Regions from separate parts of the Homo sapiens genome. Here all the other regions are linked to region 1. The links are chromatin contacts, found by Hi-C or POLR2A ChIA-PET in ENCODE. All regions are on one chromosome and are shown on one strand. The core of a region is the stretch at or near the end of the contact, and the rest is flanking DNA. Distances in the headings are between cores, read along the strand shown. Region 1 holds the start of GCNT4 (glucosaminyl (N-acetyl) transferase 4). Region 2 overlaps SV2C (synaptic vesicle glycoprotein 2C). Region 3 overlaps ARHGEF28 (Rho guanine nucleotide exchange factor 28).

Evidence for each region. A loop is a pair of places that touch in the nucleus more often than their neighbours do. ChIA-PET counts read pairs that join two places held with the same protein, here RNA polymerase II (POLR2A). Pooled maps may share reads with other maps.
Region 2: a loop to region 1 is called in a map of endothelial cell of umbilical vein, with 5 times the contacts of the local background. The contact joins the enhancer-like site here to the promoter of GCNT4 in region 1. A Hi-C loop is called at or near these places in 2 of 168 maps with a recorded cell type or tissue (endothelial cell of umbilical vein and naive thymus-derived CD4-positive, alpha-beta T cell), 2 of 37 single-sample maps with no recorded cell type and 12 of 50 pooled maps.
Region 3: a pooled map shows a loop between it and region 1 (11-fold over the local background). The contact joins the enhancer-like site here to the promoter of GCNT4 in region 1. A Hi-C loop is called at or near these places in 1 of 168 maps with a recorded cell type or tissue (CD4-positive, alpha-beta memory T cell) and 10 of 50 pooled maps. POLR2A ChIA-PET finds 5 or more read pairs at or near these places in 1 of 52 experiments (activated T-cell).

What each region holds. Positions count from the first base shown.
Region 1 is chr5:75,051,212-75,053,911 of GRCh38, reverse strand. GCNT4 (glucosaminyl (N-acetyl) transferase 4) reads left to right here and starts at 1,354. Exons shown (of 4, transcript NM_001366737.1): 1 at 1,354-1,483; 2 at 1,685-1,743. RefSeq lists silencers at 98-467, 588-637, 858-1,107.
Region 2 is chr5:76,174,500-76,177,199 of GRCh38, reverse strand. All of the region lies in intron 2 of SV2C (synaptic vesicle glycoprotein 2C), which reads right to left. Among named protein-coding and RNA genes, the nearest start is that of SV2C-AS1, 92 kb to the right of the region's middle. RefSeq lists an enhancer at 1,010-1,089. Within about 2 kb of position 1,264, at least 3 of the 41 ENCODE cell types and tissues checked have a DNase peak (open chromatin) inside an H3K27ac peak, as active enhancers do.
Region 3 is chr5:73,899,865-73,902,564 of GRCh38, reverse strand. ARHGEF28 (Rho guanine nucleotide exchange factor 28) reads right to left here. Exons shown (of 36, transcript NM_001177693.2): 31 at 1,281-1,381. Among named protein-coding and RNA genes, the nearest start is that of LINC02122, 200 kb to the left of the region's middle. Within about 2 kb of position 1,409, at least 7 of the 41 ENCODE cell types and tissues checked have a DNase peak (open chromatin) inside an H3K27ac peak, as active enhancers do.

The DNA of each region.
Region 1 (2,700 bases), core at 105-2,604:
GGCAAGTTACTTAGCTCTCCTGACCTCAGATTTCTTGTCTAATGTGGGAGGGAACCGAACGTGGATGACGCTCCGGGCAGCGGCGGAGAGCCGAGATCACCGCGCGCGCCTGAGAACTTTGTCCGAAGCGCGGCCCGGGGACTGGGAGCGCAGGGCAGGGAGCTCCCTCTGCGGGAGCGCGGAGGCGCTCCTACTTTCTCCGCACGTCACGGGGGCCGCTCAGCGCTCTCCCACCCCGGGCCGGGCGAGAGCGGCTCCCCAGCAGGGCGACGGAGGAGCGCGGCGAGAGCGAGCCGCCGCGGAGAGCCTGGGAACCCAGAGCGCAACCCTCGGCCCCCGCCGGGGCGGCCTCCGCAGCCGCACGGACCCCGCGTTCGGGGCTGGCCCGCTCCCTCTCGTAAGTCGACTTGGCCACGCGGGGGAGCGAGGGTCGCCCGGGGCTGGAGATGTTAACCCGGTCTCAGCCTCGTCTCCGCCGGGACGCCCCGACCCTCTGCTCCTCACGACTTTCGTTTTCCCGCCGGGGAAAACTTCGGCGCCGCGTCCATCTCCAGGCGGCAGGCGGGGGCGCCCTCTCGGAGCCGCGCGGGGAACCGGGCTGAACCCCGGCCTCTCTCCGCGCCTGCAGGAGCCCCGGGGCCACCAGAGCGCGCGGCGGACGGACACAGCGTCACGGGCCGGGTGGGCGACCCGGCGCGCGCCTAGCAGACGCCGCAACTTCGGGGCTCCCCGCGGCAGCCGCCGCCTGCGGCCAGACGCGGGGAAGTTCCCCGAGGCCAGCGGGGGGAAAGGGCAGCGGGCGGCGGGCGCGGAGCGTGTCCTGGATAACGGGCGCGGGCCGCGGAGCCGGCTTCCTGGGCTCGCGGGCGGAGTGGAGCCGCCAGGCTGGAGTCGCGAGCGCGCCGGCGCCGGGCTTTCCCGGGACTCTCCCCAAGTGCCAAGAAGCGGCTCGTGGGCGCGCCCTTGCCGGGAGCAGGGGCATCCCGCCGTCCTGGCCCTTCAGAGCCCAGCGCCGCCCAGCCTGGCCCGCGCCGCTGCGAGGCGCAGGGGGCCCGGGGGAGCTACTGAGCCCGGCTTCGTGACGCTTGCCTTTCGGAGCCGCTTGCCGCTTCTCCGCAGCCCTGGACCAGAGGGGACAAGCGATGCTGCCCGAGCCCCCGCCCCTGGGCTTCGGGACAGGGACGCGGGGCGCCTGAAAGGACTGCTACCGCGGCTTCTGCGCCAGGGCAACCGGGGCTGGAGGGGGCCTCCGAGTTGTTCTTTGGGGGCGGAAGCTGCGGGCCGCGCCTCCCAGGCCGCGCCCTTCCCAGAGACCAGTTTCTGGGCTTTTTAAGGTCAAGTTTTTTGTGCCGCAGAGCGGGCCGGGATCGTCTGCCTGCGAGGTGGCGGTGCCTACCACAGCGGGTCGGGAGCTTCTGGGATCCGAGCCGAGAAACGGGACGCTCGAGTCCATTTGCAGTCTTCACGTAGGAAACGGTGCTAGGTAAACGGGGCGAGTGGGTGTTTTGTAAATTTAAAGACTCAGCTTTCCCTGACGGGGAAGTTTTCCGAGTCACGTAGTCTGGGAAACAGTGTATTGTCCCCTCGTTGGGCAGGCAGAGAGGCGATATTGGCCTTGGGGCACTTTTTAAATTCATTTTTTTCTTTTTCTTTTTTTTTTTTTTTTTGTCTTTAAAAATGGAAGAACAACAAACCAGAAGATTAACAGAGTTGGGGCTAATATAATGCGTTTAATTGTCTCATGTGAGTAGACAGAAGTCGCCCTTTTTGATCTTGCATTCATAAAACATGTCCCTATTAAAGCATCAATAAGCCTAAAACATTCTAGAAACTAACAGTTCATTCTGACAGCTTTTGTTGATAGTCTCTTAAGGAAGTAAAATCTTTAAAAGTGAAAAAGTGAATCATTATAGAGAGCATATCCTATGTTGCACTTTCTAAGGATCCAATTTTGTGTGAGAAATGACCAGTTAAGATGTGTTGTTGATTTATCTCTTTCTGGTATCAGGAGAGAAACAATAGCCAAGGAACTGTGTGGCCGCTGAATTTTCTATGGGGAGACTGAAAGGAGTTTCCTGCTGCGGGGTGGTGGTGGGATGAGAAGGTTTATACTCTTTTCTTTGGGGGAAAAAGTTTATACTGATTTGCTAAATGTCACATCTCCTGCACAGAGGTAGGTGGGGTGAATGGCATAGTCGGGCAGTCAGAGTTAGCACTTTATGGCACCTGGCCAAGTGCCTTCAAGATAAGCAGGCCATAAATACAGGTGCTTCCCAAACTGACTTTGAATGACCTATGGTTGTTTTCTAGGAAGGGAGAGGGAGAGAGAGCAGGTAGAGGGCCCTGTACCTGACGGTGCTGTTTCTGCCTCATCCTTGACCCACGGGTGCTGGGAGCATGACCTGGTGACCTGGGGCTTATCACAGCACCACATAGGAGAGGTAAAACGGAGTCAGCTTCAGGGGATTTCCTTCTTAGGCTACAAGGCGGGAAGAAAGCAGTGAGACAGTAAAAATGAGCAAAGCAAGGCTGAAAAGTGAGTTCTTCAGGCCACCTGTGTTGAGCACTGGCTGTGAACCAGGCTGTGAACTGTCCCAATGTGAACAGCGCATTGGCTGCTGTGAGGCGCAGATGTGCTGCAGCTCACTGCATCTGTGCTGAGGCAGGAGGCCTTGCTGGGGAGACTGAAGGTGGGCTCAA
Region 2 (2,700 bases), core at 15-2,514, 1.1 Mb before region 1:
TATTAATATATAATATATTGATTAATATAATTGATTATTAAATATATACACTTCTGTACTTTCTGTTTTTTGTTGTTTTTTTTTTGAGACAGAGTCTCGCTCTGTCGCCCAGGCTGGAGTGCAGTGGCGTGATCTCGGCTCACTGCAAGCTCTGCCTCCCGGGTTCACGCCATTCTCCTGCCTCAGCCTCCCGAGTAGCTGGGACTACAGACGCCCGCCACCGTGCTCGGCTAATTTTTTGTATTTTTAGTAGAGACGGGGTTTCATCATGTTAGCCAGGATGGTCTCGATCTCCTGACCTTGTGATCCATCCACCTCGTTCTCCCAAAGTGCTGGGATTACAGGCGTGAGCCACCTTGCCGGCCTCTACTTTCAGTTTTAAAGAAAATCAAAATGGCTTAATTGCTAATATTTCTTTCAATGCTGCAAATCATTTCAAAAGAACATCAAAAGCAACCTCATTCTACTTTTCCCCCATAATTCCAGCCATAAACTAAACAGTGATTGGGGGTTAGAAAGTTTTCCCTCTTGGTCCTGTCAAGTCTTCTCCAGGCAATCCCAGGAAAGATGTTTTTGGCTTTTGTTTTGTTTTAATGAATAGATTTTAAAAGTAGGGGAAAGATAGGAATTAAGTAAATGGGGACCAGGATTGAAGCAGAGGGTGTTTATGGGTGGTGGTGGTGGGTGATTTGGTTTTAAGATTGGAGAATTGATCATGATGCAAGGAGAAGAAATATGTGGAGTGAACTTTCTCACCAATAAAAATACATTAATTAGCTCTTAGAGGAAAGAGCACAAGGACATAAATTCTGTGTGTCCTGGAGCATGTCACCTACAATATGGCTGATTAATAAAGCTCTGAGACAGGATGAAACAAAACCGCAGCTCTTCTTAGAAAACTGGGTAGCAGATTCACTACCATGGTTTTCTATTTGCACAACCATTCTCCCCCGAACTGAGAACCTCCAGGCCACTTCCTATTTTCCCCATCGGTAATCACTTAAGTCTTGAACATTTAAATCTCAAAACCCAACTTAGACTAAACGTAGTAAACTTTGGCTCCCTGTGTGTGTGTTGGGGTGGGGGGTGAGGGAGAACACCATGCACACAAGGTTGTCACAAATAACAAATTGCTCCTGGGGGCCTGGCTGGAGCCTCACAGCTGTGTGTGCAGATAAGCAGAGCAGTGTGGAAGGTAGGGATCCCAGGGCTTTGTGTTACCTTCACTTTCTCATAGACTTTCGGATGATGCTGTCACCATCTGCAACCTGACCCATCCCCATGCGGAGATTCTGACAGAGTGCAGTGGGGGCTGTCAGACAGATCTGACAGGGCTGGACTCATGCCTTTATTACTGATTGCAATCCACCTCTCGGGGACACACACGCTGGCTTTCCCAAACAGACTCTGACTTGTTAAACCCTTGGGTTGTATGGTTAGCTTTTATTTAGAAAGTTCTAATTTCAGCTGTTGGAAATAAATTGTATGTGATTTTCTAGATCTTACATCTTAATTACTTAGCAATTTAACATACAATTGTAGATGATAATTTTTCTAAGGTCCACTGCCCTCAGGATTCGTGTTAAAAGTATCTCATCAGCACATCGAGCTGCAAACAGGAAGTTGTCTGGGATATGGGGGAAATTTTAGCACCATGTTACTCTTCTGTGTTAGATCTAATTTTCTCTCTGCACTTTAACAATGATGACTGTCACTAATACCTAAACATTCACTGTTAGATTCTGTGTCCATTTTTCTTTTTAGTTAAAGCCATATATATATATCCCCCTACTTTAAAGGACAAATTCCCTTTTTAATTGAATTATACCTAACCCCTGGGCCATTTGAGTAAAATCTCGTCATGGTCAGCTTTCCTTTTGTTTTACAGTAAAGAGCAATTCATATTGTGTTTCAGGTCCTACCTGTCGTTGGCAAACTCTAGCCTCCAGGGGGAGCCAAAGACTCCCCCACACTTTATCTAGCAAAGAAGAGCTCTGATTCTGTGAAGGCCAACATGGAAACTGGACTTAAACACCAGGCCAGCGTAGGGGTTGGGGAACTGACCTCTTCATTTGGGTCATCTCTTTTCCGTGTAGTGTTTTTTCTGGTATCTCTCACCATGCCCCCTCTCCTTCCCTTCCCCTTCTGCCTCTCTCAAGAACTGTGAGGGGTCTGAGATTTCACCTTACCTGAAATTTAGTCAGTTAGACCGCCAGGCTCACGGGTGCCAGCAGAACACATGAGATTCTTGGCTCTGAGACTTTAACATTCACAGCAACAGCAGTAAACAGGGTATCAGCACTTGTGCTGGCCAAGAGGGCATGAAGCAGGAGCCAAAGCCTGCCTCCAGCATCAGCGTTGGGCTAGATGAACAGGAGGACCCTTGCTTATCAGGATAGGAGACCATGTCCACATTTGGAGACATATTCTTAGCTAGTAACAAAGAATGTGCAGGTTTGTAGCAGGGGTCCACGAACTATGCTTTCGTGCAGCGTACAAGCTAAGCATTCTTTTTTACATTTTTTAAAATGGCTACAGTAAAGAAGAAAATGTGATAGAGACCACAGGTGGCCTAAAAAATTTGACGTATTCACTATCTGGGCCTTCACAGACAAGCTTGGTGATTCCTGGTCTATAGCATCGTCTGTGCTTAGGGCCCGAGGTGGGAGTGGCAGTGCCATGGCAAAGAAGATTCAGGAT
Region 3 (2,700 bases), core at 160-2,659, 1.2 Mb after region 1:
TACCTGGGTTTATTAATGTATTAATCTTTCAAAATGCCTTATTAAGCAAAAAATTTTGCAGATAGCTTAATCCAAAGAAGAACCCAGACACTTAACCTCAATTATCTACCTGTAGCTGAATTGGAGTGGAAGAGGGAGACTTTAGGGGTAGGAGCCACCCAACTTTGCGTTCAAGATTAAATTATTACTGTCCAATTCACTCTCTCTTTTCTATTAACACAGTTGGACACCACAAACTTCACACTTAAAAGTGATGAAAAGCAGGAACATTTTAAGAAGCAATACATTAGAAAGCTTACAATCAGAAGGAGTAAAATATTACATTCCTATGCTCATTTTGGCCTCTGAAGTTTAAAAAAGAACACTCAGTCACAGCTGTCTTTTCTCTGGATTTTAAAAGTCCTTGACTTGATTTCTCAGTCTTATGTAATATACACAAAAAGTATATAATATGTAAAATATGTTGTATATGTGAGAAGATCTGACATTTGCCATTTTTTCACATTGACACATATTGGCACCTATTAATGTACCTAATTCAATTTTAGATAAAGCTAAACTCTGGAGCCCTGACAAGCAGGAAGAGGCCAACTAGCCACCTCCCAGAATCATATTTTATTCCTTCCCTATTTCTGACATCTCACTTTCAGTAGACATTAATAGGAAGTTTTATGTATTTAATTCTTAAAGAGAGAGTTAATATCTATGTCTATAGCAGTAAGTCAAAAAAGAGGATTCCCTTTGGGAATCGCTGTGCCCCAAGCAAAAACTGGTCAGATTAATTAAAAATTAACCACAAAAAAAGTAGGTGAAATGTGGGTGGTGACAGGAAATCAACTCTGCAAGGAGAGGAGGGTCAAGGAAGGTGAAAGAAGCAAGAATATTCCAAAGTAAAAGGTGTTTCAATTACTTTGGCGCCATCTGGTTGCAAAAGGGCCCCCGGGTGCCAGAGCTGCCAGACATAGTGGGTGAGAAGCAAAGGTTTGCAGGGCAGAAAGACCAGAAGTCAGAGAGCACAGACACACATATACACAGGAGAGTTTTTAATCTTTTTAATAACTTTTCAATCGTTGCTTTGTTTACACCTACATGACACAGGCAGTGCAAGCACATTTGAAGAAGAAATAAGTTAGAAAGTTTAAATATGAATATTTAAATCAATTGAGAACAATTCAGAAAAGCACCTTTGCCCCACTGACTGCCGTGACAGACCAGAACCTGAGGCTATTTTATTATACACAGTAACCGCTGCCGTTTACTAACAAATCAGTTCACAATACCTTCTCCCCTGCATCAGAGACGGCCAAGTCGGTTACCACACCCTGGATCCCGGGATCCACATCCGAACAGCCTCTTCCTTCTCTCCCTCCTGTGACTAATGCTGGAAGCACGCCATCGAGACAGAAACAAAAAGGACAGCGTCAAACATCGGCCAGCCCACCGGGTTCTTCTGTACACGGCCAACACATATTTCAAAATAGGAAACACCACAAAATAATACATATTGAGTATTCTTAGATGAGGTGCTTGGATGAGCGCAGAGCAATGCATGTGGTCCCTGCCCACATGGGGCTTACACGCTAACAGACAGCAACTGACGAACCGCACAAAGTATCACCATCTTTGTACTTTTCTTTCTTGCACTGAAGTGTTCGTGTGTCGTTTGTGTTACAGAGGGTAGAATCTACATCTCACTCTCACTTAATAGGAAAATGCCTCCTGGGAAGGGTGAAATTTAAAACAGGTGCTGTAGAACAAAAGCAAGGTCTCTTGGCAGACTTAAGTCTGTAAAAAGTCTCTCTTGTGGCCAGTGCAAGAGCAGCAGACGATAAACAAGGTTTAGGAGGAAGGAGGAGTCCGAAGCAGGAGGGAGACATCTTTCTAGGAAGGCGGAGATGGCTAATACTTCACGGTCTCATAGTCATACAAACCAAGAACCTGTCCCTATCTCTGAATAACTTATTTTTTAACAATTTCTAAATGTGTTGTTTTTCTCACATTTCTTGTTATGCTTTAGATTTACAAATACTATGTATTTAAACTATGAAAACATAGAAACTAGTCCCGAAATATTTTTAAGTACCAAATACAGATTTCACTTCATCCATTAAATCTCTGTTGGCAGGATTTTATTTCTTTACCCATGTGAACTCAGTTAAAACTTAAACTGTGCCCACCTTGCACTGATTAAAACTAGAATTTTCAAAGCCCAAAACAGTGTTTTATTAGAACCATGTCCAATCCAGACCCTGACAAAATCGATATTCACTTTATGACACTGTTTGTTTGTATAATTTTTATTGTGTCTTTTTAAAACTTTATTTCCAATATAGGAAATGCTTTTTTCTTTAATAAAAATACTTATGTCTTTGGAAAATGAGAGTCCTCTAGGATTTCAAAGACCTCTTCTAATACAAAGAAGTTTTTGTCTAAACGGAAACGGCTTCAGATGAGATCAGCTAAAAACAAGTCCATTTTGTTCAAGCTGATCAGCACTTATTCACTTACAATGAGGGACATTTTATAGGTTTCTCTGTCATTTGAAAAATGGTTCTACTATTGGGTGCTATTCCTAACTCTTAAAGAGTGGCCAAAGGCATCACTAAAGAATTCACCACTCTGTTTCTCACTCCCTCATAGAAATTAGGAAAATCAAATGGGAAAGAAGCTGATGACAAGGCAGAAGAATAAAACACAGAT